Linked DNA regions of Homo sapiens: regions 1 and 2 are each linked to region 3. The links are chromatin contacts, found by Hi-C in ENCODE. All regions are on one chromosome and are shown on one strand. Each heading gives the region's core, a stretch centred on a gene start or an enhancer-like site at or near the end of the contact. The rest is flanking DNA. Distances are from core to core; before and after follow the strand shown. Region 1 holds the start of ZNF438 (zinc finger protein 438). Region 2 holds the start of ZEB1 (zinc finger E-box binding homeobox 1). Region 3 holds the start of CCDC7 (coiled-coil domain containing 7).

Region 1 (3,224 bases), core at 700-3,199, 1.4 Mb after region 3:
CATGTAAACTATTAACAATTTAAAGGTTTCTTAAAATTGTTTTGCAAGGAAAAACATAAATATCACTGTTTTAAAAATATGCAGGACTTTAAAAAATGTTAATTTTTCTATACCTCTGCTCTACAGAAAAACCTTATTGTTACAATTATGGTACAGCCTTTACAAATTTCTTTTACATCATTTGATAATAACTAATATTCAGATAAAATATACAAATATTTTTTCAAATCAGAACATTTAAAAACACTGACGTAGATTTTTCTGGAATAATAAACGTTTTTATTTTTAACCAGCTCAGATCTCGAATTAAAGCCTAATATTCCCATCATCACTCTTTCCTGTAAAAATAAGACAGCACTTTCAATGAGAGTGGAAATAAACCATTGTTTCAGGTTTTACTTACAACTGGAGCTGCCTTGCAAAATCCCTGCCCTGGCCATCTGCCGTGGTTCCAAATAAGTTTGTAAAAGTGAATCTTGCCATTTTCAATACTTCCTCCTTTGGGTCTATTTATTCCGAAGTCTGTTTTTCTCATTCTTTTAATTTTTTTCCCCCCAAGACGGATTTGTCTGAGACACTTTTTTGCCATAACATTTGTTTTTTCTGCTTACGAGAGTGTAAGAATTCCACAAGCCAAATGTTAATATTTTGTTGTCAGTTCTTTAAGCCTTCATTTTTTCCGTCTATCGAGCCCTTTTTTTTAACCAGAACTCATTGCTTCTGAGAGTATAAAAGAGCAAAGAGGCCGGGCGCGGCGGCTCACACCTGTAATCCCAGCACCTTGAGAGGCCGAGGCGGGCGGATCACGAGGTCAAGAGATGGAGACCATCCTGGCCAACATGGTGAAACCCTGTCTCTACTAAAACATAAAAATTAGCCGGCTGTGGTGGCGCGCGCCTGTAATCCCAGCTACTCAGGAGGCTGAGGCAAGAAAATCGTTTGAACCCGGGAGGCAGGGGGTACTGTGAGTTGAGATCGCGCCACTGCACTCCAGCCTGGGAGACAGAGAAACACTCTGTCTCAAAAAAAAAAAAAAAAAAAAGTGGGGAGCAGAGAGCCGGACTTGGACACGGGAAGGTATCGTGACATGAGTGGGTCGGGGGCTGGAAAGTTTGCCCAGGCGAAGAAGTGAACATGTTTATCCGGATCACCGTTTGTTAAATGAACAGCAACCCATAGGTAGCTTCACCGAGCCGAAACGGGAAAGGCGGCAGGCAAGGGAGAAGCTAAAATCTGCAAGAAACGGGCTGGGCTGGAGGCGGCGCCAGGGCAAGAAGGGCAGGTGGGGGCCCGCGGGAGCCGGGAGCCAGGGGCGGGAGCCGGAAGGGCGGGACCCAGGGGCAAGGCCTAAGTGGGCGTGGGAGGGGCATAGTCAAGAGATGGGCGGGGACTGCTCGGGGTCTGGGCGGAGTCTAGCGGGAGCCGCGTCGAGCCGGGGAGGAGCGAGGGACCCTGGGAGAGCTGTCTTTTCAGGGCTGAGGACCCGCCAGCACCTGATGGAGAGCAAATGGCTGTTTCCACACGTGGAGAACTTTTAACGAACACGTGAGGAAGGCGGGCAATGTCTGTGGAAAAACTACCTCACAACCCAGGCGTCTTACTCCAGCCCCCAGGGCGACAGCTTGTTTACAGTATTTCTGAAGGTCTCCGTCCCCTTTTGTCGGCCCCTCCTCCTCCTCTAACCCCGACTTCAGGCTTTGAGTGAGGCTTTGGTAGAGCAGTCGCCGCCGCAGGCGCCCCGGTCGGCGAAGCCCACAGGCATGCGGGCGCAGAGGCCGTCTGCGCCTGCGCGGGGTGTCTGCTACGGGGAGGTGCGTGGAGCTCGAGGGCGTGGAGCTCGGGGGCGTGTCTCCCGCCGCGGCGCCGGGGCGGGGCGAGGGCGGAGCCTGGGGGCCCAGCGGCCCGCGCCCCGTGGCTTGACCTCCCCGACTGCTGGGCCCGTGACGTCACCCCGCTGTGACGCGCACGCTGTAGGAAAACTGTAAGTTTACGAGGATTCCTGCAGCTCCTAGGGCTTGCGGGGCCCGCTGGCAGCTGGCAGTCCCGGCGGTGGTGGTGGCTCTGGGGGCGTCAGTTCCTTGGGGAGTCGCCGATTGTGGCGAAGGGACAGGTGTCTGCTCAGAGTGGCAGCGCGCCCTGCTGGGCGGTAGGGACCTGGGGTGCGGGAGGCGAGGCCGCGCCCCGTGGGGCCGGGCCAGCACCTTTTCCCCTGGGGCGGGGCGCGTCTCCGAGCCTGGGAGCGAGGCCTTAGAAGGGGCGGAAAGTCCAAATGGAGAGTCCCTTTTTTTCTTCCGTGATAAAGGGACTTAGATTCCTTTTCTTCCCCCTCTCAGCCTTGGAGTTTGACATGTTAAGTAGGGGATGGAAGCTTCCTCTCAGAGAATAGGAATCCTATGTCCTGGCCGTTGGGATCCCACAAGTGACCAAGTCATCGTGGACACATTTATAAGATAACCAGTTGCTGCCTCAGTTTTCTTTTTTGTGTAAAAGGGAGGTACAGCAGCCTCTGGCCTCCCTAATGGTTGTTCCCACAGCACTAGGAACACGTGAGATAACACAAGTGTGTAAATTTGCTAGGAGAAAGCTTATACACAGACACTTGGTTATTCTGAGGAATGTGGTAGCCACTGGCTATTTGACCAGGAATCTTGTAGAAGGGGAACTTTTTCACTGTTTTGCCTCCCCCCGACAACCTTCCCTCCATCTGATTCTATACCACACTGGAGCCTGTTGGGTGATCGAACTGTTGTCACTAAACTTGATAGAATGGGGATCCCAAGAAATAACAGGTATCGTTAGCACGGTACTCTTGGCAATTACAATGCCCCCGTTGTCTGGGTTTTGCAGAGGAAGCTTTCAGTGTGCTGGAACTAGCACATTATAGACAACACAGACTCACTGAGTTTTAAGGATTGCTGTATCGATTTGGAATATCCAATCATCGTATCTGACTGCTTGAATATTTTGGTCAAGGGGTACTACATTATCGATTAGTTATTACTAGACTATAATGCCTCTCAAACTCCGGGACTAGTAGTCTTCAGGAACTTTGAAGGGAAGAATACTGTGCACACTTCAGGGTGTATTTATACAGGAGCTCGAGAGTTCACATTTCTGTAAATTCATTTCAGGAGTGTGATATCTTTTCATCCAGGTAGGAAGAGCCTTTGAATCAGAAAGCAGGGCTTCTAATTTTTGTTCTATTCGTTAACTAGCTTCGTGTC
Region 2 (3,074 bases), core at 346-2,845, 1.1 Mb after region 3:
CTCGCCACAGGAACTGTCCAGACAATAACAATCAGCAGACATTTCGCTGCTGCACGAGAGGGAGAGAAAGCATAGCATCGCCCCGAGATAACCAGAAATACAATCAACTTACAACGTCTCTCCAAACTGGAAAAGGCGACTGTGCAACCACCACCACATGTTCAGGTCTCGATCCCTCGGGCTGTCTCTCTTTTTTTTTAACTCTCACGCCAGGCAGAGGGGTGTGTGTTTCCCTTGGCACAGCAGCACAAATCAATAAACACTGCAGCTGCGGTGCAAGTAGCAGCCCCGCGCGTCCGTCGGTCCGTCCGCCCCCTCCCCCACCCTCCTTCCACCCGAGACCCAGAGCGCCATCCAAGCCCCATTATCCGGCTTCAGCGCTCCGTGCGTCCGGCCCAGGTAACAACTTCCCCAAAAACCGAAAGAGAAAAGCGCGAGGCGCACGCACACCGGCCCATCCCGGCGCAGAGACCTCGTCTGCCCCGGGAGGGGGATCTGTCTGTGGTGCTTCCCGGTCTCTAAGCCCAGGTAACAACTCCGCAAACACACCCGCCGCCCAGCTCGCCCCCATCCGCGCGGCTCCCGGCGGCGTTAAGTGGGTACCTTTCCTGCCTTGTTCCCCGCGCCGCCCCGCCGCGCCCCGCCAAACGTGGACCCCACTCGCGGGGCTCGCCGCGGAGTCCCCAGGCCGGGGCTCTGGGCCGGGCAGCGGGAGGCGCCAGGGAGGAGGGGCGCTTAGGGACCCGCGCCCCCGCGCCTCTAATCCCCGTTACGCGAGCGCGCCCGGCCCGCGGGTCCCAACTTTACCGCCGCCGGCCGAACCCTGTCCGCCCGCGGCGCGCACAGCCGGCGCCCGCGCACACGCGCGCACAAACCCCACGCAACCCGCGGCCGCCCCGTCCCGCCGCCGCCGCAGCCCGCCTGCCGCGCGCCCACAGCCCGGCCCGAGTCGCGGGGCCCGAGCGACAGCGACGGCGCCGGCCGGGGCCGCGGCGCGCGGAAGCCACTTTGCACGGTCAGCGCCGGGCACAAGTTTGTTCCGCGGCTCCCGGGGGCCTGGGCGCTGAGGGAGAATCGCGCTGAGGGGGCCAGGAGGAGGGGGAGAGGGAGGCGCCGAAGGGCACAAGAGTGGGGAAAAGTGCGGAAAGAAGCAACAGCCGCTCCACCCGGGACCAGAAAAGTGGCCAGTGCGTCCCGGCCGCCCGCCCTGCGCCGGGGATGCGGCGGCGTCGGCGCCGGCTAACGGTCCAGGGAGGCGGCAGGGGCGGCGGGAGCCGCTAGGCGGAGAGAGACCAGGTAAGAGACATAACGGTTCAGGGAGAGCGAGCGGCCGCGGCGCGGCTCCGGCAGCGGCGGCAGCGGAGGGGGGCAGAGAGCACTACTTTCTACTTTCCCACTCCACTTTGCCGTCCCTGCCCCGGCTGCCCCCAGCCCGGCTCGCCCCCCTCACCCCCGGGGGCGCCCCGGCTGCCCAGCTCCCCCTGACTCCGCCGCTCCCCGGTCCCCTCCGCCACTCACCGTTATTGCGCCGCGGGTTCGCCTGCTTTCTGCGCTTACACCTGGGGCCATCCGCCATGATCCTCTCGCTTGTGTCTAAATGCTCGAGTCACCTCCTCCCCCTCCCTCCCCCTTCCCCCCCACCCCTCCGCCTCCACCCCTCCCCCCTCCCCACCGCACCTGGTTTACGACACTCCCGGCTTTACGACATCACCTTCCTTACACCTAGAGGCTCTCGCTCTACGGCCGGAACCTTGTTGCTAGGGACCGGGCGGTTTGCGGCAACCGTGGGCACTGCTGAATTTGAATTGAGGGGCGAGGGAAAAGTTTTCCTCAGGTGTGGTGGGGAGAGGGAGGCGGATGCCGGGAAACCGTAGGGACGCGGTCAGAAAGGCGACGGGCTGTCGGAGTTGGAAAGGTAAAGTTGGAGGCTCGGCGGCGTCCTGCCTCCGCGCTGGCCACACCCGCCGCGGCTGCCCGGGGCAGGGAGGGATCTGGCTGATTCTCCCTGTACCCTGTGCCCTCGGAGCTGCCCCTCCGAGCGCCCAGAGGTCCCCGCCTGCCTGCTTCCTGGAGGCAGGGCTACCATCAGTCCCACGCCTCGCGTGTCCGCCCCCCGCACCCCGGGGCCAAGGAAAGGGATCGCGGTCTGGACTCCCCGGGGAGTTCCCTTGATGAGGGGAAGGGCAGGTTTGGGGACGGCGAGGACACGCGGCGACCGGAGAGAGGCTACCTGACCCGCGCAGCCCGGACTCCCTTCCCTTCCCTTCCAGGGACGCCTGGTTTCCCCCCAAGCGAACCGGGATGGGAAGTGACTTCAATGAGATTGAACTTCAGCTGGATTGAAAGAGAGGCTAGAAGTTCCGCTTGCCAGCAGCCTCCTTAGTAGAGCGGAATGAGTAATACCCACACGGTGCTTGTCTCACTTCCCCATCCGCACCCGGCCCTCACCTGCTGTCACCTCGGCCTCCCACACCCGGTCCGCGCTCCCCGCCCTCTTCCTCGCGTAGAACCGTGGGATCCTAGGTGGCAGGACTCAGAGCTAAGGTATCCACAGGCCATGAATTCCTTCCTAAATGAGCGGTCATCGCCGTGCAGGACCTTAAGGCAAGAAGCATCGGCTGACAGATGTGATCTCTGAACCTGATAGATTGCTGATTTTATCTTATTTTATCCTTGACTTGGTACAAGTTTTGGGATTTCTGAAAAGACCATACAGATAACCACAAATATCAAGAAAGTCGTCTTCAGTATTAAGTAGAATTTAGATTTAGGTTTCCTTCCTGCTTCCCACCTCCTTCGAATAAGGAAACGTCTTTGGGACCAACTTTATGGAATAAATAAGCTGAGCTGTATTTCAAGTAATATAGTTATAAATTAACAATGTAGCAGTTATTGATAGAGAAATTGAGAAAACTGAAACGTGACCGGAGTATTGGAAATAACGTAGTACATCACCTAGCACAATGACACATAGTAGGTGCTCAATAAATTTATGCTTATAATTTTTGTCACTTCTATGGCAGGATTTTTTTATTAGGTTAAAATTATCTTTTAAACACCTTCCGGAATTTTAG
Region 3 (2,959 bases), core at 192-2,691:
GCTTTCAGTAAAAATTAATGATACAAGCAAAATGATGCAGAAACCAAGATTAAATTTACAAAATTGAAAAGCCTCAAAAGAATTCTGAATAAATTACATTGCCAAAGAAACTCCATCAAAACCTTCAGGTCCAAGCAAACATCAAAAATTCCATCAAAACCATCAGGACCAGGAAACAGGACGTAAGAAGAGTGGCCAATGAGCCAATAAGTAAAACCAAAAGGTTATATATACATAGAAAGCAAGGAAAAGAAAATATCACCAAGGACCGAGTGATGAACTACGTCAAATGCTGAGTCAAGTAAAATGAAGACTAAGCTGACACTGGATTTGGCAACATGGAGGTAGGTCATTTGTAACCTGAAGAACGGCAACAATTTCAGTAGAATGATCGAGGTAAATATCTGACTTACCGTTCAAAAGAGAGGAAGTAGGAACAATGAATTGAATATAAGCACTGTAGAGAAATTTTACTATAAAAGGGAGTAAAGAAATACAGTATTACTAGAAGAAAACATGGTCAAGAGGAAAGTTCGATGGAAAAAAGAACAAGTGTATATGCTGTTATGGATTGCATTGTGTCCTCTCTCCCCAAAAAAGTGTGAGGGAGGGAGGGAGGGAGGGAGGGAGGGAGGAAGGGAAGAGGGGAAGGAAGGAAGGGAGGGAGGGAGGGAGGCAGGCAGGCAGGCAGGCAGGCAACGCTCACTTGGTGCAAAAAAAAAGAACCTGACAAATGCTCCGATGAAGTTCACATAAATACAAAAATAGTCACACGCAATGAATACTCGTATTAGCAAGCAAATATTTAAGGACTTTACATATTTAATTCATTTATCCCTCCTAACAATGCTAGGAAGTGGATGTCAGCATTACTTCGCCCAAGTGCATCCGTCCCTTTCCGCCACCACGACAAATGTTTTCTGGTTTCATCCTTCAAGGATTAACTTACATTCATTTCAAATCCTTTAATGATAAAGTGTACAAAATAGAGGAGAGCGGCAGGGGTTGGCAGGGGACGTAGGGAAAGGATGATTTGCCTTCGATCCTACATCCTGCATAAAAAGCAGCACAACCGCCACGGAGGCAGCCAGGCAGCGGGAAAACTAAGTGCAAAGCCAGGACTCTCCCGAAACCCTCAGGTCCTGCTAAGGGAGCCGCTCCCGAGGCTCCCCGCCCTGTGTACCTGCTGAGACTGTGGGAAGTCGGGTGACTGGGCGGTTTGGCCTTGCTGGCTCTAAGGTGAAAAACTATTTGCCTGAGGAAGATGACAATTCCGAGCCTGCCAGACTTCCTTCGAGACGGAAGCCTGAAAACTCCTCAGACTCCAGCACCTCCCTTTTACAAACTGACGTTTGTGCTGAAAGAAAAGGCCCGGCCTCTGCGCCCCCGGGCGGCAGCAAAGACCGCCGGGCACCCGCCGCCGGCGCCGGATGGGGCCGTTGAAGCCACGTCCCAGGCGCCCGACGCCACGACGCCTTGGCGCCGCCGGCGTCGCTGACGCTGCGAGCGTGAGCTGCGCGCCGAGAGCGGAAGAGGAGACGCAGTTTGGCGGCTGTGGGGATTTGCCGGAAGGTTAATAATGTCCATGGGCACATCGGCCTCCTCCTTTCTTATTCTCTCCCAAGTGTAATTCCAGGACGCCCCCTGAGCGCAGATTCATCCAGGCATTTGGCCTAGAGGCCCGCGGAGGAGAAATAAAGTACAGGCCTGGTAGGACCTTTGAGAACCTGGGCTTCAGCTACAAAACCAGAGCCCCAGTCCTTCATCTGCTGTCTCCTCAAGCTCTTTTCAGTGTATTGTGGAGTTCATTACCACTCTAAGCTCGCACGGAAGTGTACACCAGCTTCGTGATCTTAAAAGCAAAACAAAATCAAATGGACTAGGAATTAACTTGAAGCAGAGTTGTGACACTTAAGTGGTTTCTTGCCATCAGTTTCCACGCACTGCTTTAAGATGCAATTTTACAAGGTAGAGTTTTTTAGATAATTTGACCTCAAGAAATATATTAATTTTGTCTTTAAGTTGAACGAAGTAAAATGTTTTTAATATTTTAAAATATTAATTGATACAATTTAACTGTTAATAATGCCTGTGTGTAAATGAAAGGAATAGGAAAGATGGAACTAAAACTAAAAACCAGGAGGTTTAAAGGAGACCTTAGATTTGACTTAGTAGATTTCAACTATTTTCTAAAACTCTGAAAATTCATTATATCTAATTATTTCTAATTTTCCAGTAAAATCTGAATGCCTCACAAGAGATTCCTGAAAATTTATCAGCTCCCAAGAGCTGGTGTAGGCTAGCTCCATCACACCACTAGGAGTTACCATTGGGGTTGCCTGGAAAGGGAAAACAACACATCTTCTGGTGTACCAGAAATGTTCTGTCTTCTGCTCTTTCTGGGTGTGTTCAAAAATTCATGAAGGCAGGCTGGGCGTGGTGGCTCGCACCTGTAATCCCAGCACTTTGGGAGCCTGAGGCAGTGCATCACTCGAGGTCAGGAGTTCGAGACTAGCCTGGCCAACATGGTGAAACCCCATCTCTACTAAAAATACAAAAATTAGCCGGGCGTGATGGCGGGTGCCTGTAATCCCAGCTACTTAGGAGGCTGAGGCAGGAGAATCACTTGAACCCAGGAGGTGGAGGTTGCAGTGAGCCGAGATTGTGCCATTGCGCTCCAGCCTGGGCAACAGAGCGAGACTCCATCTAAAAAAGAAAAAAAAAAAAAAACATGAAGGCATATGCTTATTTATGCACTTTTCAGTATGTGTGTTTTATGTCAGTAACAAAGAAAATGTACATATAAATGATCAGATTTATTAAGCTTTCCACCAACAATTTTTTATTTTTTAAAGTTGGCAATAAAATTAAGAAAGTAGTTTAGAAAGAATTGAATTGCTAAATTCCAAATCTCCCAAAACCGTTGTAAATGAAAGGGATAGGAAAGATAGAACTAAAA

Evidence for each region. Hi-C counts contacts between places; a loop is a spot of excess contacts on that map. Pooled maps may share reads with other maps.
Region 1: a loop to region 3 is called in a map of CD4-positive, alpha-beta T cell, with 10 times the contacts of the local background. The contact joins the promoter of ZNF438 here to the promoter of CCDC7 in region 3. A Hi-C loop is called at or near these places in 3 of 168 maps with a recorded cell type or tissue (B cell, CD4-positive, alpha-beta T cell and naive thymus-derived CD4-positive, alpha-beta T cell), 1 of 37 single-sample maps with no recorded cell type and 8 of 50 pooled maps.
Region 2: a map of B cell shows a loop between it and region 3 (15-fold over the local background). The contact joins the promoter of ZEB1 here to the promoter of CCDC7 in region 3. A Hi-C loop is called at or near these places in 3 of 168 maps with a recorded cell type or tissue (B cell, CD8-positive, alpha-beta T cell and naive thymus-derived CD4-positive, alpha-beta T cell) and 11 of 50 pooled maps.

The regions. Positions count from the first base shown.
Region 1 is chr10:31,030,590-31,033,813 of GRCh38, reverse strand. It overlaps ZNF438 (zinc finger protein 438), which reads left to right and starts at 1,949. Exons shown (of 7, transcript NM_001143768.2): 1 at 1,949-1,981. It overlaps LOC105376481 (a long non-coding RNA gene), which reads right to left and starts at 1,306. Exons shown (of 3, transcript XR_001747410.3): 1 at 1-1,306. RefSeq lists a silencer at 1,728-2,287.
Region 2 is chr10:31,317,737-31,320,810 of GRCh38, reverse strand. It overlaps ZEB1 (zinc finger E-box binding homeobox 1), which reads right to left and starts at 1,595. Exons shown (of 9, transcript NM_001174096.2): 1 at 1,519-1,595. The coding sequence starts at 1,576. It overlaps ZEB1-AS1 (ZEB1 antisense RNA 1), which reads left to right and starts at 1,716. Exons shown (of 3, transcript NR_148979.1): 1 at 1,716-1,915. RefSeq lists silencers at 1,021-1,110, 1,151-1,600, 2,341-2,400.
Region 3 is chr10:32,444,622-32,447,580 of GRCh38, reverse strand. It overlaps CCDC7 (coiled-coil domain containing 7), which reads right to left and starts at 1,441. Exons shown (of 44, transcript NM_001395015.1): 1 at 1,184-1,441. It overlaps LOC101929431 (a long non-coding RNA gene), which reads left to right and starts at 1,525. Exons shown (of 3, transcript NR_120660.1): 1 at 1,525-1,968. RefSeq lists a silencer at 1,271-1,500 and an enhancer at 1,571-1,890.